3 separate regions of the Homo sapiens genome follow, and all the other regions are linked to region 3. A link is a loop called in an ENCODE intact Hi-C map of the cell type or tissue named here. Cell type or tissue: heart right ventricle. All regions are shown on one strand. Region 1 has its middle 9.5 kb from the start of LINC02283. Region 2 has its middle 52 kb from the start of LINC02283. Region 3 has its middle 110 kb from the start of LINC02283.

What was found. Hi-C counts contacts between places; a loop is a spot of excess contacts. Peaks named below come from ENCODE experiments on the same cell type or tissue, not always from the same donor. Only the 100,000 strongest peaks of a DNase experiment are listed, where the experiment ranks them.
Region 1: a loop joins it to region 3, with 9 times the contacts of the local background. A loop is called at or near these places in 81 of 110 quality-filtered maps.
Region 2: it touches region 3 in a loop (7-fold over the local background); 33 of 110 quality-filtered maps call a loop at or near these places.

What each region holds. Positions count from the first base shown.
Region 1 is chr4:54,319,419-54,327,418 of GRCh38, reverse strand. No RefSeq gene overlaps it. Among named protein-coding and RNA genes, the nearest start is that of LINC02283, 9.5 kb to the left of the region's middle. RefSeq lists enhancers at 1,362-2,019, 2,020-2,677. In heart right ventricle, a CTCF peak has its summit at 4,401 (motif pointing left); a DNase peak (open chromatin) is centred at 4,398.
Region 2 is chr4:54,380,887-54,388,886 of GRCh38, reverse strand. No RefSeq gene overlaps it. Among named protein-coding and RNA genes, the nearest start is that of LINC02283, 52 kb to the right of the region's middle. In heart right ventricle, a CTCF peak has its summit at 4,110 (motif pointing left); a DNase peak (open chromatin) is centred at 4,114.
Region 3 is chr4:54,436,236-54,444,235 of GRCh38, reverse strand. No RefSeq gene overlaps it. Among named protein-coding and RNA genes, the nearest start is that of LINC02283, 110 kb to the right of the region's middle. In heart right ventricle, a CTCF peak has its summit at 3,187 (motif pointing right); a DNase peak (open chromatin) is centred at 4,266; H3K4me3 peaks cover 893 bases; H3K27ac peaks cover 1,845 bases.

The DNA.
Region 1 (8,000 bases), 120 kb after region 3:
TCAAATAAAATTGACCCTCCAGTTTAAAGTGTTGCTTTGATTCTTGTGGCTTCTAACTGGCCTTAACACATAGCCTAGTGGCCCCTGGTAATGGACACACATTTCACAAATATGAGTAGATGATTTGCCAATACTAAGTCTATGTTGACAACCAGTAACAGAAAGTTGAGACAATATTTGTGAAATAAATTAATTTGGAATAGACAATATTAGTGAAATAAATAAATTTGGATTAGTAAGTTTGAGCATCTACTCAGAAAATGTCAAGGAGTAAAACTTGTTTTGCTCCTTGTTCAGACCACCACTTGCAGCATTTGCTGTAATCATATATAACATCTGCATCTTCATAACGTGTAAGGGGGATAGTATTTGGGGAATGGCAAACCACCATATTAATCCTCAGTTATCTTCAATTCCAAATCATGCTAGGGTATTCAGAGCACAGTCATTTTACACCTGGAGGTCTCAAATCATGTACATCTTTGGAATTGTTGAGAAAAGACTCCTTCCCACATGGCAGTAAGGCCACAGGTCTGGCTGTACTAAGGAAGGAAAAGTCTGCCTGTCCAATTGGAAGGATTGTAGGGAAGGAGAAGGGAGAAAGGAGTTGGGGAGAAAGGAATATGTAAAGGTGGTTCCTCTTCCCATCTACGCAAAGAAGGGGCAATGAATTTGTTTTCTGTACCATGTAGAAAATTATCATAAACTTAGTGGCTTAACATGACACATATTTATTATCTCACAGTTTCCATGGGTCAGGAGACTGCATGTTTTAGGTGGGCCCTCAGCCGAGGGAAGAAGGCAGAAGAAGGTGTCAAGAGGCTGTGTTTTCTCTCCCTCTCCCTCTCCCTCTCCCGTCTCCCCACGGTCTCCCTCTCCCTCTCCTGTCTCCCCACGGTCTCCCTCTCCCTCTGTTTCCACGGTCTCCCTCTCATGCCGAGCCGAAGCTGGACTGTACTGCTGCCATCTCGGCTCACTGCAACCTCCCTGCCTGATTCTCCTGCCTCAGCCTGCCGAGTGCCTGCGATTGCAGGCACGCGCTGCCACGCCTGACTGGTTTTCGTATTTTTTTGGTGGAGACGGGGTTTCGCTGTGTTGGCCGGTCTCCAGCTCCTAACCGCGAGTGATCTGCCAGCCTCGGCCTCCCGAGGTGCCGGGATTGCAGACGGAGTCTCGTTCACTCAGTGCTCAATGGTGCCCCGGCTGGAGTGCAGTGGCGTGATGTCAGCTCCCTACAACCTCCACCTCCCAGCCGCCTGCCTTGGCCTCCCAAAGTGCCAAGATTGCATCCTCTGCCCGGCCGCCACCCCGTCTGGGAAGTGAGGAGTGTCTCTGCCTGGCCGCCCATCGTCTGGGATGTGAGGAGCCCCTCTGCCTGGCTGCCCAGTCTGGAAAGTGAGGAGCCTCTCCGTCCGGCCGCCATCCCATCTAGGAAGTGAGGAGCGCCTCTTCCCAGCCGCCATCCCATCTAGGAAGTGAAGAGCGTCTCTGCCCAGCCGCCCATCGTCTGAGATGTGGGGAGCGCCTCTGCCCCGCCGCCCCATCTGGGATGTGAGGAGCGCCTCTGCCCGGCCGCGACCGGGAGGTGAGGAGCATCTCTGCCCGGCCACCCCGTCTGAGAAGTGAGGAGACCCTATGCCTGGCAACTGCCCCGTCTGAGAAGTGAGGAGCCCCTCCGCCCAGTAGCTGCCCCATCTGAGAAGTGAGGAGCCTCTCCGCCCGGCAGCCACCCCGTCTGGGAAGTGAGGAGCATCTCCGCCCGGCAGCCACCCCGTCCGGGAGGGAGTTGGGGGGGTCAGCCCCCCGCCCGGCCAGCCGCCCCGTCCAGGAGGGAGGTGGGGGGGTCAGCCCCCCGCCCGGCCAGCCGCCCCGTCCGGGAGGGAGGTGGAGGGGTCAGGCCCCCGCCCGGCCAGCCGCCCCGTCCGGGAGGGAGGTGGGGGGGTCAGCCCCCCGCCCAGCCAGCCGCCCTGTCCGGGAGGGAGGTGGGGGGGTCAGCCCCCCGCCCGGCCAGCCGCCCCATCCGGGAGGTGAGGGGCGCCTATGCCCAGCCGCCCCTACTGGGAAGTGAGGAGCCCCTCTGCCCGGCCAGCCGCCCCGTCCGGGAGGTGTACCCAACAGCTCATTGAGAACGGGCCAGGATGACAATCGCGGCTTTGTGGAATAGAAAGGGGGGAAAGGTGAGGAAAAGATTGAGAAATCGGATGGTTGCCGTGTCTGTGTAGAAAGAGGTAGACATGGGAGACTTTTCATTTTGTTCTATACTAAGAAAAATTCTTCTGCCTTGGGATCCTGTTGATCTGTGACCTTGCCCCCAGCCCTGTGCTCTCTGAAACATGTGCTGTGTCCACTCAGGGTTAAATGGATTAAGGGCGGTGCAAGATGTGCTTTGTTAAACAGATGTTTGAAGGCAGCATGCTCGTTAAGAGTCGTCGCCACTCCCTAATCTCAAGTACCCAGGGACACAAACACTGCGGAAGGCCGCAGGGTCCTCTGCCTAGGAAAACCAGAGACCTTTGTTCACTTGTTTATCTGCTGACCTTCCCTCCACTATTGTCCTATGACCCTGCCAAATCCCCCTCTGTGAGAAACACCCAAGAATGATCAATAAAAAATAAATAATAAAAAAAAAGAGGCTGTGTTTCTATCTGGTGGACCAACTAGAGAAAGGTTCACTTTCAAGTATGTTCCAGCTGTTAGCAGAATTCCGGAATTCCTTTCCTGGCAGTTGTGGGACTGATGTCTTGCTAGCTTTTGTACAAGGATGGCTCTCGAATGCTAGAGGATGCCCTCAGCTCCTTGCCATGTGGCCTCTCCTTCTGGCTGTTTCACACTTCCAATCTCTCTGACTTATCTGTCCCTGACCTCTGAACACGTATTTAAAGGGCTCATGTGAGTGGGTCTGTACCACCTGGGTAATCTCCCTCTTTTAAGATCAACTGATTTGGGATTTTAATCACATCTGCAAAAGCCCTTCACCACACACAGCACCTAGGTGAGTGTTTGAATACTGGGAGAAGGTGTGTGCACCAAGGGCCTGGAATCCTGGTGGTCATCTTCAAGTTCTGCCCAGGACAAGCCGTCACTGGTACCCAGTTGATGTGTGAGGAAGGCTGGAGACATGTTGCTAGTGCTCGTGTTCCGAGTCATTCTGGGGAGGCCGCAAGCCTTTGGGAAAAGCCCTTGTCTGCCACAGCAGCTTGTAATGGGACAAGAGCAGTGATAGGCATTGTTGTGGAGATGGATGATCAAATGAGTCAAAGGCAGCACTTCCAGCTGCTCAAGTCCTCCCCATGGCGAGCAGATGACTGGGAAGTGCACAGGCAGAGGGAGTGGCCCTGGTGGGCATGAGGGCTGCTGGCCTGGCCAGAGAGCAGAGTTAAGGGGATGGAGTCAGTGGAGACTGAGATAAAGAGCAAAAGCCGCAGACTCTAGCAGTGGGCCCCAGCATGGGAGCCCACCAAGTCTGCAAAGCCAGTCCTGCCACCCTCAAGAGAGGCAGAAAGGGTTCAGAGTTTTGCACAGAGACCCAAAGGTCTGGGCTCTTCTTTCCTGCTGAGAGTCTGGGAGCCACGGCCTTCCACAATTATACCCAGAGCCTTTTTGGAGAATAAATAAAGATGGGGAGGGGATCAGAGAGCCTGAGGAGACTTGAGTTGAGTTTTGGTTTTCCTCGGACTGATGGAGGTTCCAGGGCCCAGGACTCCGGGGTATCAAAACTGGAAAAGTCCTGACAAACAGGAAGGTTGGCACCCTAGCTTTAAAAGGCTATTTCGATTATTAAGTTGACCTAAGATTTAAACTAAATTATGCCAGGCTGAATCTCTCTCACACACACACACGCACCCCCACCTCAGGAAGGTCATGACCATCTACAGTAATGATCAGCTGCGCTGCATTTTTTTTGCTTGCCTGAGTTGTAGGTCTTGTACATTTGCAATACCTCATCACCAGTTTCATATTCTCTTGCTTCATCCTCACAGCAGCACTGTAATAAAGACAGAAAGGGGAATGACAGACGAGGCCAAAAGATGGCCTGAAAAGCCCACGACCAGTGACTGCATTGCAGGGCCCATGTTGGAACCAGATTGTTCAATTCCCAGTTTTCAGCATATGATGAATCTTCAGATCTAAGAATTTTGCCACCTACGCTTATCTTTTCCAGGGCTCTGCTTAATTTCATTAATAAATTAAATCCTGAATATTCATCACATGTCGATTACTATTCATCGAGTGTTCATTGGCTTCATGGCCATATTCAAGACATCAGGTGGGCATGGTCTCAGCTGAACCACAGCCTTCGGCAGTGGGCCCTCCTCACCTGCCTTCCTGGCCCAGATAACAATAGGAAAGTCAGAGCAAAGAGCAGGTCGGCCAGAGCACTATCTTTGTGTGATGCTTCCCCCTTGTGGCCAACTTGCCACTTTGGACAGGAGGTAAAGAATTCTCCAAAAGGTCTTCCTGTTCAGGGATTACCACTTAGGCAGGTAAGATGCCTGGGCTGAGGCCTGAGCCTGGGTGGGCTCTCCCATGCCCCAGGCTCAGAGATTTCACGTGAAGAATCCGGCTTCTTCATCCACTCTCTACTCCTTCGTGGACAAGGCAGGTGGAGGACAGATTGGCCCACAAGAAATCTGGGTGTTTGAAGATTAGGGACCCCAGAATAGTCTCTGACCTCCAAATTCCAGCCAGGAAACTCATCATTGTTTACCACCTGATGCTCTAAGACACATCAGTGCTTGACTGTCAACATATGTTCAGTGCATCTTGAGGGTGTTAATAGGCTGAAAGCAATGGCCAATTGTCCAGGATGACTGGGGAAGAGAAGAGTTGGTGGTTAACCATCCCATAATCTTCATCAAAGCTGCCCTCAGGCCTTCCTTGGTGTTTCTATTCTTTCCTTATGTATGTATAAATACAATTTATAAATTTCATATATATATTTCAGTATATATATATGTATATATATACATATATATATATACTGGAACATATAAATATGTACTTCAGTATATATATACTGGAACACATAAATATATATATAATATATATACTGAATAGAAATATATTTTTACATTCTAAAACTATATTGACCCAATTTGGCAGCCTAAGCGATGATGAAGCGGAGCAGATTTAGCTTGGCACATGGAGTCCTGTTCTACACAGGCTCCAAGACGAGCAGAGCCAGCCTATGATGGAGAGAGTGTCTGAGAGTAGAAAAATAATCAGAAAAATGGTGGCGGGCAAGGTAGAAGAATTAGTGGCAGAACGTTCCTGGATTATTTTTCTGAAGTCAGAAGCTCCAAGGAGGCAGCACTAATGGCAATTAATTGGTTAAAAGAATATTTCAACTAAACTTGTCTCACACTGGGTTTATGTAACTTGGTCTAGTGTAAGGTTCAGGGTGAAAATGGAGATAAGAATTAGAGTCAAGATGGCAGAAAATCTTCCCATTCTTGTTCTTGATAGAAAATCCATCTTCCGTTCTCCTCGCACCTCCTATGTCTTGTTTACATCGTTCATAATGCCTTCTCTTTCTGCTTGCAGGCCTGATTTTAACTCTAACAAATAAACTATTTGGGCAATTATTTCACTAAGTCTTTTTCCACTACCAAACCAGAAATGGGGACAGAAATGACAACAAATGTCTTTGAGTGAATGAGTGAATGAATGAAGGGCTGGATCACTGAATGAATAGGTGTTCAGTGCTGTGTTGGGTACAAGGGGTCCAGAGAGGAACAGAGAGAGGAGGCCTGGCCTCAAGGATCTGACAGTGGAGCAAGTAATTAGAAGGCTGAGGAATGCTTCAAAGCACAAGGGCAGTGAGCTATGAGAGTCTCCAGCAACCTGGCATGGTTTGGGGGTATATGAATTTAATGCCTCAAAAAATGCTTTGTTTAATGCACTAAACAAAGAGGTGGGAATCTGAGGAAAATGAGTGCCAGGCAGACAGAACTGTGTATGCCAAGGCCCGAGGCAGGGAAGGGATTAGCTCATTAGCAAGAGGGAAAGAAAATCACTGTGGCTGGGCCAGAGCGAAGGGGAGAAGGGCATGGAGTGAGGGGGCAGGGGCCAGATCACACAGGGCCTTCAGTCCTTACTGGGCTGGGCTTTTCTCTAAGGGTAGTAAGAAGCCATTGATGAGTAGTAAGCCATGCAGTGACATAATCAGGTTTGTTTTTTTTTTTAAAAAAATGAATTTCTCTGGCTGCTGTGTGGAGAATGGATTGGCCAGAGGGAAGAATAAAGAAGGCAAGGCCCGTCAAGAGGCTGCAGCGGCAGTCCAGGTGAGAGGTGATGCAGGCTTGATCTTGGTGGCAGTCCTGGAAATGAGGAGGATGGGGAGGATCCGGGAGTAATTCAGGAAGAACTTGTAAAGTGTATGAGTCAGAAGAAGGAGTCAGGGATAACACCCAGGTGTGCGGTTTGGGCAGCTGATGCACAGGTACTAAGAGGAGCAGTTCCTGGCTCATTTGGGAGCATCTTGAATTTAGTGTCCTGTGAGGAGCCATATGGTCAGTAATTGCTATGCAAGTCTGGAGCCTGAGAGAGGGCAGTGCTGGAAATAGAGAGAGTGTGAATGGTAAATGAACGGGGCGGGTCCAGGTAAGAGGAGCCTGAGGGAGTCCACCGACAGGCCAGTGGCTAGGCTGCCATGACTGTCTAGGGCAACGCAGCAACTCTGTGTGGTAACTCTTCCTGCATTTTGTTTTCTAGTCTGCATTTTCATGGGCATCAGATAATTAAATTCTCATATGTGGTAGAGGCTATGGTTGCTTACCCCATACCTATTCTCTCCTCTGCCTTGACAACAGACTCCTCTATTGTCAAAGGTCTCAATGTGCCCAGCTAGAAAACTATGCCTCCCGGCATCCTTTGCAGATAAAAATGGCTAGTGGGGTAAAAATGGAAATTGTTGAATGAGACTTTTAAAAAGTGTCCTAAGGGGGGCTGACTCAGCAAGGAGGCATATAACCTTTGGCTCTTCTATTTTTCTTTATTTCCTCCCTGGGACTTGGGCCTAATGGCTGGGGCTTCATTGGCCCTCTTGGACCATGAAGTAAACTTGAGGATGGAAGCTACACACTAAGGGTGGGGAAATGAGCAGAAAGATAGTTTCTGGGTCTCTGATGACTGTGAAGTTACCCTACCAGTCTGGGTGACTTCCAGGTTTCTTTGACATGAAATAAAAAATAAGCTTCTGCATTGTATAAGCCACTGATATTTGGATTTTGTGATTTATGCAGTCAAACTTAATCTGATAGATCATTCATACAATAATCAAACATGACAGTGAATTCAAGAGACTATATAGGAATACGCAAGAAAGGATAATGCAGGTCGGGTTGCTGCATGAAAGAAGAAAATGTTCTGTCTTATATCATCAGGGAAATTTTCCACATTTCTTTCAATGTCTTGAACTGGGAGTGCAACAACCAAAGCAGAACGTCCCAAGTCTCTCCCCTTGGGAGTCTATTAGCAACTGCATCTTTGAAATCACAAGGGCATGTCAATTCCATATACTGAAAGCAAGTACAAAAACTGTGCTCAATGTGATTAAGACCTAACAACTATAATTGAATAATTGCAAAGTTTATTTCAGACAATTTAGAAAGTGCAGGTATCTCAACTGCTTGGAATTCACATTCTGTACAAAGTTTGCTTGCAAAATTTCCAGAAAATTTTATTTATATATATATTTTTTTATATTTTATATATATTTTTTATATTTTATATATATTATATTTTATATATATTTTATATTATATATATAATATATATATATATAAACGTGATTCTCAGTTCCTGTTAGTCCACTAATTCTTCTAGAAGTTGGTCTCCAGGTTGCCTGACAAAGGAGGTATGTGAAGGCCAAAATCCAACCTGGTCTTTCTGCCCAAAGGCTACCTGGGGGTAGGGCCAGTTCCGCCTGGAGGCAGCAGCACTTTTTACAATTTGTCCCCCTTAAGAGGCATCCTTTGGCAATTGACACTGAGATGCTA
Region 2 (8,000 bases), 55 kb after region 3:
AGCAAAAAGAACAAATCTGGAGGCATCACACTACCTGATTTCAAACTATACTATAAGACCATAGTCACCAAAACAGCATGGTACTGGTACAAAAATAGGCACATAGAACAATGGAACAGAATAGAGAACCTAGAAATAAATCCAATTACTTATAGCCAACTGATCTTCGACAAAGTAAACAAAAATATAAAGTGGGGAAAGGACACCCTTTTCAACAAATGGTGCTGGGATAATTGTCAAGCCACGTGTAGAAGAATGAAACTGAATCCTCATCCCTCACCTTATATAAAAATCAACTCAAGATGGATTAAGGACTTAAATCTAAGACCTGAAACTATAAAAATTCTAGAAGCTAACACTGGAAAACCCCTTCTAGACTTTGGCTTAGGCAAGGATTTCATGACCAAGAACCCAAAAGCAAATGTGATAAAAACAAAGATAAATAGCTAGGACTTAATTAAACTAAAGAGCTTTTGCACTGCAAAAGTAACAGTCAGCAGAGTAAACAGACAACCCGCACACAGACTGGGAGAAAATCTTCACAATCTATACATCTGACAAAGGACTAATATCCAGAATCTACAAGGAACTCAAACAAATCAGCAAGATAAAAACAATCCCATCAAAAAGTGGGCTAAGAACATGAATAGAGAATTCTCAAAAGGAGATATACAAATGGCCAACAAACATGAAAGAATGCTTAGCATCACTAATGATAAGGGAAATGCAAATCAAAACCGCAATTCAATACTACCTTACTCCTGCAAGAATGGCCATAATCAAAAAATGAAAAAATAGTAGATGCTGGCATGGATGTGGTGAACAGGGAACACTTCTACACTGCTGGTAGGAATGTAAACTAGTACAATCACTATGGAAAACAGTGTGGAGATTCCTTAAATAACTAAAAGTAGAACAACTATTTGATCCAGCAATCCCACTACTGGGTATCTACCCGGAGGAAAAGAAGTCATTATACAAAAAAGATACTTGCACACACATGTTTATAGCAGCACAATTTGCAATTGCAAAAACATGGAGTCAAACCAAACGCCCATCAATCAACAAGTGGATGAAGAAACTGTTATATATATATATACACACACACACACATATATATCACAGTATATATATATATCATCATATATATATTTCATCACATATGTATTTCATCATATATATATATGATGGAATACTACTCAACCATAAAAATAAATGAATTCATGGCATTCACAGTGATCTGGGTGAGACTGGAGACTACCATTCTAAGTGAAGTAACTCAGGAATGGAAAACCAAACATCATATATTCTCACTCATAAGTGGGAGCTAAGCTACAGGATCCAAAGACGTAAGAATGACACAATGGACTTTGGGGATTTGGGGAAAGGGTGGGAAGGGGGTGAGGGATAAAACAGTATAAATAGGGTGCAATGTATACTGCTTGGGTGATGGGTGCACCAAGATCTCACAAATCACCACTAAAGAACTAACTCATTTAACCAAACACCACCTATTCCCCAATAACCTATGGAAATAAAATAAATAAATAAATAAATATATAACGCACTCTCAGGTATGTCTTTATTAGCAATGTGAAAACAGACTAATACACTATATAGGCCTATTCTAAATCTTGTCAGAACATACCATTGGGTCTTATCCATCACTTATGGATTTGATGTTATGTCTCTTCTTTAACATTCCATTCCATTCAGTCCAGCAAATGCTCACTGAGCCCCTGCTATGTGCCAGGGCTTTGATGAATATGGTCAGATATCAAGACTGGAACTCAGAGTCCAGCAAAGGAGAGAAGTGTGGGCAAACAGTAACAATGTTGTCTAACAATGTTATAATAGAGGAATTGATAAAGACTTTTGTAACATGCATAGGCAAGCATGAGTTCTCCTGCAGTGGTTTCTCCTAGAGGGGTCTGGATGTGAAGAATGGGTCAGAGGAGGCCAGGCACAGAATGCATGGAACAGCATTCCAGCAGAGGAACAGCATAAGCGAAGACATGTGGTATTAAAATACATGAGAGTCCCAAGTGGTCAAATATAATTCACACACAAGTGAGCAGCTGACAAGGAGCCCAGGAAAGTATGATGAGATGTTAGGTAAAGGACTTGCATGCTAAAAAATTTGTGTTTTTTTTTCTGTGAACACTGAGAACCATCAGAGGTTTTTAAGCAATGAGGTGGCAGAATGAGATCTGACATGTTCAGAGGAGATATATTTGGAAATAAAGATATTTGCAATGACTATTTCTATTCGACTTCTTTTTTAAAAATCTCCTAGGGAGACCAGAAGGCACTGATAAGCACTGTCAGCAGATCTGCATGGGATAGGCCCAGGCAGATTACAGGACTTCTGGTCATTTCTGATAGTTTCTTAATCTTACAGAAAATCACAACAGCCTTTGTCTTTGTCATTCACCATACTTTCTATTCCCTGCTTTGGTGCCTGATTCTCTGCCTCCCTTTAATCTTTTGAAAGATTTATGGCACCAGCACTTTTGCATGTGATGTGCTCATCTGATGTCAGTTACCATAGACGGAGGCTGGCAGAGAGATAGTCGGTTACAGTTGAGGACGTGTGACTCTATGTGAGGGAAACATTTCTCTGAGGAAATAACTTGGCATTTCAGCTTCATACGAGGGCCCATTGGGGAGAAGAGAGGATGAGATGCCAATTCGCTAATGGGAATCTACAACCTTGAGCCCCCCTCTCCACAGAGAGCTCAAACACTCGTTGGCGGGGATCGTTTGCATTTACTTACATCTCAGAGGCTCTGGTGGAAATACAATCTCTAAATATTGAAGGCAGAGCTGGAGACACAAAAATCGCTTTGCTTTTATTTGCCCCAAACCACATACACTCAAACAGATGAAATATGTATGAAGTGAGAACCATCTGTGGCACGTACAGAGTGTGTCCCATGGATGCATCCGGGGGCCTCATTGTGAGATTCGGTTACCTGTCTGACAGAGACAGAGAGCCAGTGGCAACTGCATCTTTGATTTGGGCTTTTTTTTTTTTGTCTTTCATGCAATTTCTCTCCATGTAGTCTTGACAATGCCCTTTAAAAATGTATTTTAATCTTGGATCTCTCTGTCTACAGGATGATCCTCTGAGAGAGTCTCTTTTGGACAGAGGACTTGCAAAGTAAGACTAACACAGCTGGGGAGCACTGGGGATAGGTAAAAGTGGTGATGCAGGTTGTTTGCAGCAGGTGGCTACAGAATGGCTCAAGGCAGGGGTATCTGTCTGGTTTGCACGGGCACCTGATAGCCTAGCAGTGGGGCTGGGGTTTTTCACTCCAGTTGGGTTCCTTATGGTGGGGAGCCTCCTACTACTGTTTCTGCCAGTCTGGCATCAGAAGGTGAAGGGAGGAGCTGGCTATGGGATCACACCTGGTGTATTGGAGGTTTGGGGGTGTGTATGGCACAGAGATAGGGAGGTAACATTACACATCCAATGTATGTGATGAGTCTTCAGGGTACTGCCATCCTTCAGAACAGCCTCCTGGCCTCCTGCCATCCTCTTTGCCTAACACACAAAAGCCCATCTTCTGTGTTGCTCTTTGCTGGAGATGTGTGGAGCTCATAAACTTCTCATGATCCCCAAACATTCTCAGGGCATCTTCAGATTCCATTCTTCAGCATCCTCCACCGGCTCCAGGGAGACAGGGATCCCAGCTCCTCCTCCAGGCTATGCTCTACACAATCTCCCTTCACCTTGCCTCAGGCCCACCTCAGAGTTTGTACAGTTTCCTACCCAGCAAACCCTAAATTGGTACATGCCACTCGGAGAGGAGCTCCACGGTTTCAGGAAAATGAGCAGCGGGGATTCTGGGTGTGTGGGAGAATGACAGAATTAAAAAGGAAAGAGAAGATGGCCTGCCCCTCTACAGCTCTGCCTGAGGACAGGGTAGTGGGGAGGGTTGGAAAACTCACCCAGGTGCATCCCCATGCCTGGCAGTGACCCCAGACCTCTAAGGCCAGACATCTCCCTGCGAAGTTACATGATAGATAAAGAGAACTACGTTGGAAGGAAATGGAGGAAGCATGTCTAAGATCTGAAGACCCACTTACCACTCTGATTCTGCCACCTGCTGGCAAATCTACGATGCCATTGCCCACACAGCCGAGTCTGGACTTCCAAGCGCAGTATACAGGCCCTGCATGATCCCACCCCTGTTTATCTCTCCATCCTTACCTCCTTTGTGCTCCACTTCCCTCTACTCCAGCCATCCTCTCGCCCCTCCTCACTACCCCACCCTGCTCCCATGCCCCACACATACACAAACAATATCAGACAGTTTAGAATCTTTCAAACATCTCACACTGCTTCTGGCCCCAGGACCTTTCTACATACTGCTTCATCTGACCTCTGCGCTCCTCTATTCATACACTCCACAAAGCACCACGGAGGTACCAGGCACAGAGAAAAAGAAGACCTGGTTCCTGCTCTCATAAACTCACAAGAGAACTTTCTCTCTCCTCACCCACTCGGTGAACTCCTATCCATACCTCAGAACGCAGCTTTAACATCCCTTCCCCTGAGACTCTTTGCTTCTGCCTGGGGAAGAGCCTCCTCCCATCTCTGAAGCCCCTGTAATGTTGCTCTTCTCATAGAACAAAGAAGTTCTCTGACTCTCAGAAGCCTGTAGACCCTTCAGCAGACAGCACAGTGCAAAAATCCTGTTTCGGTCTCTGTGGATAAAACTTGGCTCAGATTTTATTTGGGGCCGGTGTTTATGTCTCTCCAAGCATTACATGCACATAAATGTACATTTAGACATGCTCCCATACTTCAAATGCTTCTTGTGAGGATCTGTTGATTTTTTTGGTAGGCGTTAGATGGTAGCATTTTTTTTCATCACAAAAAGAACATGAAATGTAATAAAATTGAACAAGATGCAGCGTACATTTCTCCTTTTCTGTGGCATCTTTTCAGAAAAACTGTGGCCATGGAATTTAACCACCCATCTTAGTCTGTTGGGCTGCTTTTTAAAAATGCCTTAGACTGTGTAGCTTAAACAACAGACATTTATTTCTCACAGTTCTGGAGGCTGGGAAGTTCAAGATCAAGGTGCTAGCTAATTGGGTTTCTACTGAGGGCCTGCTTTTGGGTTCATGGATGGTGCCTCCTCATGCAACCTCACATGGTGGGGAGAAAGAGAAAGAGCTCTCTGGTGTCTCTTATAAGGACACTAAACCTATCACATCACGGCTCCACCTTTATGAGTTTATTTATCTTTAATTACTTACTTACTCCAAATATAGCCATACTGGGAGTTAAGGCATCCGTACATGAATTTGGGGAAGACATAATTTGGTCTATAGCACACCAGTGTTTTTTATTCTTTTGAAGCCCCTGCCTCACAGTAACCTGATCCCATACTGTTCAATTCCCAAATAAAAAGGGCATGCATGCCTGGTGCCTCTGACACTCAGTTATATTTTTAGGGAGTTCTTAAAAAAATTACTTCCAGAAAACTTGAAAAATATAAAATGTACCAAAAAAGAAAATCAAAAGTCACCAACAAATCCCTTAACAACATTTTGATATGCATCCTTCCAGCTAATCTACATGACTAACTAGTTGTCTATCAATATTTTTAATAAATATTGTATCATCCTTTACAATCTTGTGGCTACAGATGGCTTATATACTAATTAGAATTCAGCTCTGGTTCTCTGTGGATGCATTGTGAACCAAATAACATACCCAAGGATCTGATAAACCAAAAACTGTCTTTAACATTAACTTCTCAAAGAATTATACAGATTTGCTTTTTTCTTTCTTCTTTTTTTTTTTTTTTTTTTTTTTTTTTTTTTTTGAGACAGAGTCTCACTCTGTTGCCCAGGCTGGAGTGCAGTGGTGTGATCTCTGCTCACTGCAGCCTCGACATCCTGGGCTCAAGCAATCCTCCCACCTCAGCTTCCTGAGTACCTGGAACAACAGGCGCATGCCACCACTTCCAGCTAATTGTATTATTTGCAGAGACGGGGTTTCATCATCTTGCCCAGGCTGGTCTGAAACTCCTCGGCTCAAGTGATCTGCTTGCTTCAGCCTCTCAACGTGTTGGGATTACAAGCATGAGCCACAGTGCCTGGCTGAGACTCACTTTTTATCATGACATCTGTCACCAGGGACTTGATGTGGATGAACAATCGCACCCCTGCCCTCCCACACACACACATAAAACATGCTCCCCAGTCACTGCTTTGGAATAAAGACCAAATATTTACCACGGTCTGGAAAGCTCTGCATGGGCACATGCTGGCCCTATCTACCTTCCAGCCCATCACACACCAGTCTGCACCCCATCTTTCAGTCTTTAAGACGACAGCATGCAGGGTCCTTCCTTAGATAAGTCTTCCCTGAATCCCTAACTAGCTCAAATTCCCCTTGTATGCACTCCTAACCTCCGTTTCTTAGCATTTATCTAGGTTGTAATTTCACATTTTTGCTTGTCTTCCCAGCTGAGCTATAAACTCAAATATAGTAGGCACTCAATATTTGATAAAGGAACAACTGAAGAGAACAATGCATACTTGATTTTTTACATTAGTGTTTTCTGATGAGATAAAGCAAAACTGAAGCCCTTCGTTTATTTCCTCTCTGAGATCACACAGCCAATTAGACATGTAAGGGGTTTGAGACCAGGGCCTAGGGCACCTCCAGCTGTTTATTTCTTGCAGAATGAAGCTTCCTCCCATAAACCAGTGACTGGGGATGAACTCAGGAGCTGCTTTCCCAAACTGAACTTTTTAAGCAAGGTCAGGAAATTGGGGGTTATTTTCCCAGGGAAATGTGGAAACTGCAAAATTATTGTGAACAGGGTAAAAAGTTATGGCTTATGTTTGAAGGAAATTGCTTTTCACTATAGAAAATTACTGCATGTTCTCTAGCTCTGAACACAATTCCTTCTATGATTATGAAATCATATTCTTTTCTACGTATTTTTTCCCTTTGCTTCTGTCTGCAGTATATATCAAATAAAAGATTTTTTTTAAAAAAAGGGAAAGAAGAAGAGAAATAAAAAGAAGATACAATGACCAGGCAAGTTATTTATGAGAGTTCACCATCTGTTTCTTTCACAAATGCAATAGGCTTTTTTAATATAACATTTATTAATATCGATACTGGTAGTATTGAACAAAAAGAACTTTAGAGGGGAGAAAAATCAAGCAGTCAGTGATAAACATGTGCTAGGAAACAACTGCTGGCATGATCAGCATTTGGCTTGTTGAAGGTGGGAGCAAAAAGAGAGGTACAGACACTAATGACAGGCCTAGTGGCGGGGGCACTGGTCAGAGGTGCAGTGGCAGAAATCTTGGTGCACATGCTTAAGTATACAAGAAACATACCTTTTTAATTATCTCTCAGAACTTTCAACAGTAAACCTCACTTCTTTGTGAGGTAAGCATGCCCTATGTGCCATGTTAGTGCCACTGTCCTAAATCTCCAGGGTGTCAGGGCATCTGGGGGTTGGGGTTGTAGTGCACAGAGAAAGCATCACAGTCCATAGGTTGGCCCTCAGTAACCTGTTGATATGGCTGCTCAGATCCTGCACAGCCTGTGGTCTTTCAAACTGGGTGCCACATCATCGAGACCTTTCTTTCTTGAGTCTCACTGCCATCTTTCCAAAATACCAGGAAGCCAGTCAGTCCAGGAAGGAGGAGTCCACTGTTATGAGTTGAATTGTGACCTCCAAAAAAGATACGTGGAAGTCCTAACCCCCAGTACCACAGATGCAGTGGCTCACACCTATGATCTCAGCACTTTGGGAGAGGTAGAAGGATAGCTTGAGGCCAAGAGTTCAAGATCAACCTGTTCAACAGAGCCAGATCCCATCTCTACCAAAAAAAAAGAAAAAAAAGCCAGGTGCGGTAGTGTGTGCCTATAGTCCCAGCTACCCAAGAGGCTAAGGCAGAAGGATCACTTGAGCCCAAGAGTTTGTGACCAGCCTGGGCAACATGAGATCCTATTA
Region 3 (8,000 bases):
GGTATTTGCTGCATACATGAAGAACTGTCTTAAATGGAAGGCAGAGGCATGGATCCTGTGAAGTCTTTTGAAATAGAAGCCATAATTACCAGTCCCATTGGTATGGGGTAGAGCTAAAGTGCAGGGAGGTGAACAGAGAGCCTTTCAAATTTCTTCTAGCCAGAAATTTCTATAATTATATGGTTCCTTTGGTGAATTCTCCACTCCATCTTACTCTTTTTCAGTCTACCTTTTCATTGGCTCCGTTTGTAATAGAAAAGCAAAAGTTATTCCCCAGTTGTATAAGGCCGAGTCCAGGTCGTACAGAATAATGAAATGGGAAAGCTCAGAGACCCTAATGTTAGACAATGAAACAAGAAACTCACAGACCTCTGGACATGCCATGAAATGGGAAAATGTGCATTTTACCTCCTCCACAGCACATGGAATTTTGAAGACCAAGGAGAGATAGGAGAACGGGTCATCATAGGTAATACTTGTTATCTGGTTTACCTGTCTAACTTGCTCTTTGTTTTCTCTGGTATCTGAATACAAACTGAATTGTAAAAGAGAACATCAAAGCTAACAGTATGAATTGAGTGTGAAATAAGTCATGACAAGGAGGTGGTTTATGAGTGTGCTGAAAAGAAAGGGGAAAACTCAGGCATAAAGTAATAATGAGTTGCGTCTACTAAGAGACATAGGGAAGAAAGGAGAATAAGATTTGAAAAGTAGATAGCCTATGTGGCAGAGAGCTAATTATCCTGACATCTAATCTTCCAGGAGGCTAACAGTTAGTTCACCTGCTAAAAGTCATCTAGGAGTGAGGTGCAGAGATATTTTTAAATGTGCCATTTTCATAATCTAGCGTGCCTACATCTGATAGTCAAACCCTTAAGGACTAGCTGTTAGAGCAAAATATGAAATACTCTGTTCAGCTCTGTGCTTTAGACACTGGGAAGTTATTAGCAATCATAAGCCTCTTAACACCATTGAAATGAGTTCCTGAAACTTGCTGCTAGACTTGGAAGGCCTGCAGCACCTCTGAGTGAATCAACCAATACTTTATTTTGCATTGCTGTTTTTATCTGATAGATTTAATGGTTTGGAAAAGTGGTCTGGGCAGAGGGTTTGAAAGATATGGAGGGGAAAAAAAAATAAAGAGCAAGACCTAGGTAGGGTTTTAGTTCCAGAACACTTTCTAATTGGCTTTGCTATCTTGGTCATTTAGGTAAATTTACAGAATTATACCATTCCAGGCACTTTACAGGAATTAGCTCATAAAGCTCTGGAACAACCCTATGAAATAGGTACTGTCATTATTAATTCTGTTTTATAGGCAAGGAAACTGAGGCTTAGAGAGGCTAAGTAGCTTGCCCAAAGTCACACGGGAAGTAAACCAGAGAGGTCCAATTTGTGTCCAGCCTTTCCTCCCTGAGGAGTCCATGCCCTTATGTACTTTGCTATATGGCAGTTTTGAGCTTGTCTGCAATTACCATGTGTAGACAAGGTACTAGACACTACTAGACACTGCTGGACACAGAGCCACATCTGAAGATACAGTGCAGCCCAAATAGACATGGCCCCTGAATACATGGTTCTTACAGTCGGAGCAAAAGCAGACATTAAACAAATACTTTGAAATTCTTAAATGATCTCAAGTGTGCAAGGAGTTCTGAAGAAGGAAGGGACATTAGGTTTTTTTCCTCAATAAAACAAGAAAACTAAATTAATACAATCTCCCTTCCAACTCTATCATTCTCTTCTTTTCAAAAATTTGCAACCCCAAATACAATGTAAGCCAACAATACAAATCATTAGACCTACAAAACTTCTGTTCAGCTCACAGAGCTTGTGCTGACCTATGAAAGCCCCATGTTCTTCAATTTCAACAGCTCTCTTTTTAATTTTAGGCCTTCTAGGAGGGGCCTACTAGGTTTGCCTAACTCATTACATTGATAGAGTGCCTTAAAGTTGACCAACATTTTCCCATGTCTTAGAGTCTTCCCGACCATCTTGTGAGGTGGGCGCTTGTCCCTCCATTTGTGAGTCATAGTCGTATTCACTGAGCACTCTGTTATGTGCCAGACCCTGAGCTACACACTTCACATACTTTATCAGTCAGTCTTCATAACAATCTTCCTGTATGAAGGAAGTAAATATCATGATAGATGAAGAAGTCAAGGCTTAGAGAAATAATTTGTCTAAAGTCTAACAGCTGGGAGGTGGAGAAACAGGGATTGTCTGCTCCATAGCCTGAACTCATGGCACCCTATTGGGAGATTTGGCTTCCCAAGGACATGCAGCCAGTGAAGGGCAATGTTAGTATTTGAACTTCAGTCCTTTGTTCTTTCCTCCATAACCCAGATACCTCTATATACCTATGTCTGCTTTTGTGGTTTGAGCACATAGGCTAGTGGAAAGATATTTTGAAATATCTTAAGTGTAGATAAATTGAGGAATATGTTCTACTTCATTTGGCTATTGTCAAGTTTTTTTGTGTGTGTGGGAACAAAGAAGGTTTGCATTTATAAGGCAGAATTATTAGCAAAGGCATTTCCCATGTATGACTGGAGCTAAGCCCTGAACTTGCCTTACTCGTTTTTGACATGTTTATTAACAGTCGAGAAATGCAGAAGCGTGGAAGGCAGACACACTGCACTTAAGCTCTGATGTAGTTGGCTAAAAGAAACTGACCTCCAAGCCAATACAATCCTCAAATGTAGATGTTGCCCAAGAAAGTAGACTTCGAAATCTTCAATGTCCTTAGATGTTCCATTGGATTTTTCTGTGACTCGGTCTTGCTCCTCTAAAACTCATATCAAGAAAGATCCTTTGGGGTCTTTTGATAAAATAAAATTGATAAGTGAATAATATTGTTTACATCAAACATAGTTTAGTACATGAGTGCTCTGTAATGCTATTCAAGGAACATGACTGTCCACGTTTTAAAATTAATATTTTAAAATAAAACCAATGGGGAAATCTGGCTAATTTTAAGCAATGTTGTATTTTTATAAGTTATCAAGAAAAAATGTGCTTGGTATAGAAAGTTGTTTAGTTTTAGAAATAAAAATATAGGCAAATAAACCCCAGAAAGAAACAAAAACATAAGGGTTTGGGCACAAATAGAAGAATCTTAAAAATCAGATTAAAGATAAGAAAAAATTATAGACCCGGTTTCTGACCAGCAATTTACTTCCCTGACACTAGATGGGGCTCACCGGTTGAGGTTATTTCCTTTCCCGATTTGCAGACAACGTAGAGAATTCAACTGGGATTTGGGTTTAGCATTTTAAAAGATAAGTTATTGGAAGTTATTCAATGGGAATCCTAATAAGATTGACTTTTTTGTTGACAACAATAGTCTTATTGAGCAAAGCTAGCTTTATCCCAATTTAACATGAAATAGGTCACTATTAGAAAAGACAGCTTTATTGTGTTTGTATTTGGGATTAACGGATAAAATAAATAGTTCTTTTCTTCCCACAGGGGTTGATGGGCCAGCTTTATTCTAAATGACTGAAGACTTCTGTTCTTTTCAACAAACACAGTCCTCCAATTAGGAGCTGCAAATAAGATTATATGCCCTGAATAAGTCTGAAAAGGTCCTTTTATAATTAGAAAGTTTGTGTGTGGGAAGTGGAAGCAGCATGAAGTGCTCACTGTGGCTTTATTAAAAGAGTGACATGAAGATTTTCCCAAATCCTCATCTGAGTGCTCGAAAATGATAAAATAAAAATTATGAAAAACTGTATGCATATTCCATTTCTTCTTTTTCTTTCTGAAAGCTTTCACATTTATGCTATAGAAACAAGTCAATGGTTTTTTAAAATTTTATCAGGCATATTCGAAACAGACTGTCATTTGATAGTGTGCAGATTGTTAAAATACAAGTGAAAATGATTTCAATGAAGGGATGAAGTTTAATACAGTGCATACTTTATATTTTCATTTTAACACTTTTATGATCGTCACTCCATCACTACAGTGACATAATATTTTGTTAAATATGGTTGGACTTAACTTATATTAAGCTTCCTGGTCTGTGGACACACAGGACTGATTGTGCTCAGCTACTCTTCTAGACCAATCAGACTTTAGTATGTAAATGGACATTTCCTGGATGAACCAATGACCGTCCCCCACGCCCCCCCGCCCTCCCCCCCCCCCCCCCACACACATTGCACTCGGGACCCAGTTGCATACAGCCCTTACAGCTTCACAGAAGGAAGATGCCTGCTGGACACAGCTTCCTATGAGCTAAGACGGGAAGTCAAGGCTGGCAGGAAAGAGGAAGAGCTGAGAGGCTAGATAATAATAGGAAAATAACAGTTCCAGGCACTGTGGACAGAACCACAGCCAATCTGCGGCTCAGCCACTTCCACAAATATATTTTGAGTGCTTACAATGTGCCAGACACTGTCCGGGGGCTGGAGATACAGCAGTGGACAGAGACAGATATCCCTGTCCTCAGAGAGCTGACATTCTAGACTTTCTGAACTAATGTGACTCCAGTGGATTGTTATTTTTTGTAGTTTAAGTTATGAAAAAATTATTATTCGGAGATAAAATTATTTAACAATATTGAATGTGCTCTTTCCAGCTGCATTCTCACTACCCCACTCCTATCCCATCCAGAAATTTAGACACACTCCTCCCTGTAGGGATCACCATGCCACACAGACTATAAATGTGTTCAGCTGCTGGGCTGTTCTACTGAGAGGACTTTTATGTCTAGATGGAACCATAGGCTTTACATCATAGCAAGGTGTAATTTTGACAAATGGTTCTAAGTCCTGGTTGCACAATAGAGTCATCTGGGGAAGCTTTATAAAAACACCTAATGCCTATGATCCCTTGAATATCACACCGACAGCACAGGAAACAGAAGCAAAAGTAGACAAATGGGGCTGCATTGAACTAAAAAGTTTCTGCACAGCAAAGGAAACAATCAGCAGAGTGAAAAGGCAACCTGTGGAATAGGAGAGAATATTTGCAAACCATATATCTGATAAAGGGTTAGTATGGAAAATATGTAAGAAACTCATACAATTTAATAGCAAAAAAATCAATAGCCTAATTTAAAAATGGGAAAATGACTTGAATAGACATTTCTCCAAAGAAAATATACAAATGGTCAACAGGTGTATGAAAAGATGCTCAACATCAGTAATCATCAAAGAAATGTAAATCAAAACCACAATAAAATACCATCTGACACCGGTGTGGACAGCCACTATTAAAAGAAAAAAAAGGAAAAGAAGAAACAGAAGGAAAGAAAAGAATAAATGTTGGTTAGGAAATGGAGAAACTGGAACCCTTGTACGCTGTTGGTGGGGAAAAAAGATAGAGCAGCTGCTATGAAAAACGGTATGGAGATTCCTCAAAAAATTAAAAATAGAGCTACCATATGATCCAGCATTCCCATGTCTGGGTATTTATGCAAAAGAACTGAAATCAGGATCTTGAAGAGATATTTGTCCTCCATGTTTCTTGCAACACTACTCACAATAGCTAAGAGGTAGAAACAACCTAAAGGCCCACCAACTGATGAATGGATAAAGAAAATGTGGTGGGTGCATCCAGTGGAATATTATTCAGCTTTAAAACAGAAGGAAATCCTGACACATGCTACAACACAGAAGAACTTGAGGACATTATGATATGTGAAATAGGCCAGTCACAGAAAGACAAATACTGTATGATTCCACGTGTATGAGGTATCTACTAAAGCAGTCAAACTCATGGAAGGAGAAATGTGAATGGTGATACCAAGGACTAGTGAGGGAGAGAAATGGGGAGCTGCTGTTCAATGATTATAGACTTTCAGTCATGCAAGATGAAAAATTTCTAGAGATTTGCACAACAGATATGTATAACAATGGGCATGTAGTTAACAATACTGTACTGTACACTTAAAAATTTGTTGAGAGGGTATATTTCATGTATGTTGTTGGGTTTTTTTTTACCATAATAAAAACAAAAATGCAAACAAAAAACACCTAATGCCTGGCTCCGCTCTAACCAATTAAATCAGAATTTCTGGGGGTTGGGTGTTGGGCATCCCTTTGTTGTTTTTGATGATGTTGTTTTTCCTCTTTTAGCTGTGCACATTAGAGAGCTTCATGCTAAAAAGTCTCCATAAAACATTATCATCTTCTTCTTCTTTTTTTTTTTTTTTTCTTGAGACAGGGTCTCACTCTGTCACCCAGGCTGGACTGCAGGGACCCATTTTGGCTCACTGCGGCCTCAACCTCCTGGACTCAAGCAATCCTCCCACCTCAGCCTCCCAAGCAGCTGGGACCACAGGCGTGCGCCACAATGCCTGGCTAAAATAGTTTTGTTTTTTTGTTTGTAGATATGGGGTTTCTCCATGTTTCCCAGGCTGGTCTCGAACTCCTGAGCTCAAGCAATATGCCGATGTCAGCCTCCCAAAGTTCTGGATTACAGGCATGAGCCACTATCTTCTTTTTTTAAAATATCCATCCCTCATCTCATATTTGCTCTCTAACAATAACCGTAATACTTAATAATATCTGTTTTAATCAATGGCACCATTGTCCTTCAAGTTACCTGCCTGGAAATGTGAATGTCATACTAAATTCACTCCAACTGCCAGTCATCAATAGTGTTAATTCTACATCTTAAAGATCTATCCATCCCCACCACTCCAACCACATCTTTAGGATGGGTTTTTCTCACTTCTAAAATTGATATCTAGTTATGTTGCTCCACCTTTGAAAATTTTCACCAAATAGCCTAACTTTCAGAATGAACTTTAAACTAAAGCTAATATGCCTCTTTTGCCTACTCTATCCACTGAAATAGAAGGAAGGAGGGTCAACTGAAAAGAGGTAAGCTTTACATAGTATATTTTATATGCCTATCATTCATATTTCTTTCTGAGTACTAATAAAATTAGGGTTTGGGTTTTGACTGGACCTTGCTATTCTAAACGTTGCAATTGATTTCTATATGGCTATGCATGTCCTGCCCAAGTCTACATGATCTTACCCTTGCCAACTGCTCAGCCTCATCTTCACATGCAAGCAATGCTCCATCATTTCCAGTCTCCTCTCAACTCCTCAGAAGAGCCATCTCTCTGCCATTTGAACATTGGCACAGGTTGTTCAAACTCTCTACACCTTCCTTCTTCCTGCCCTCCACCAGCTCACTAATCCTTCTCCAGACTTCAAGATCAGCTTATATATTACATTGGCTTAGGGTTGGGAACAGGGATGGTCACAGCAACAGATGATATAACAAAGATGGCTGGCAGTGCCCAAGGACTTTTGAGCCTATGCACCTTCATTTCCAAAGCTGCCTTCTTGAAGCCATCCTGGCCAGCTTCATGGAGTTTACAGGACCCACTCATCCCTTTGTCTTTTACAGGTTACCCAAAAAGAGATGCTCTAGAGGAAATGGCACAAAGCCATAGAATTTTAATTGCAGTTTGTAATTACAAATGTGAGTAAGTCAAAGTTTGCAAAATCTGTAAAACTGAGAAATTACTATGAATTTTGCAACAATGACAAGAATAGTTGTGAGTAGGTCCACACAAACAGATGAGTTATATAAATACAGGAAGCAACTTTTCTCACCCATCCCCAACCACTACAACCAAAGCCAAAATATACCTGTTGGCTACCACCCACTAAAATATGAGCGGGAGAGGTCAAATGAGAAGAGGTGAGATTTATATAGCATATTTTGTATCCTTATAATTAATATTTCTTTCTGAGTACTAACGAAATTGGAATTTGAGTTTTAAGTGGGCCTTGCTGTTCTAAACGGTGCAATTGATTTGGATATTGCTATTGATTTGCTTTTTAGGCTATTATCTACTTGACAACCAGGAAGAATGATCTTCTTTGGATCTGACCTGCCAGATTTGATTCCCAAGGAATGATGAACATCCATTAGAGGGTCCATATATATTAATGAGCAAGAGGGTGTTGAACTGCATACTCTGTAATTATATCCACAATTGCTTCCACATTTAAAACAAGTTTTGATAT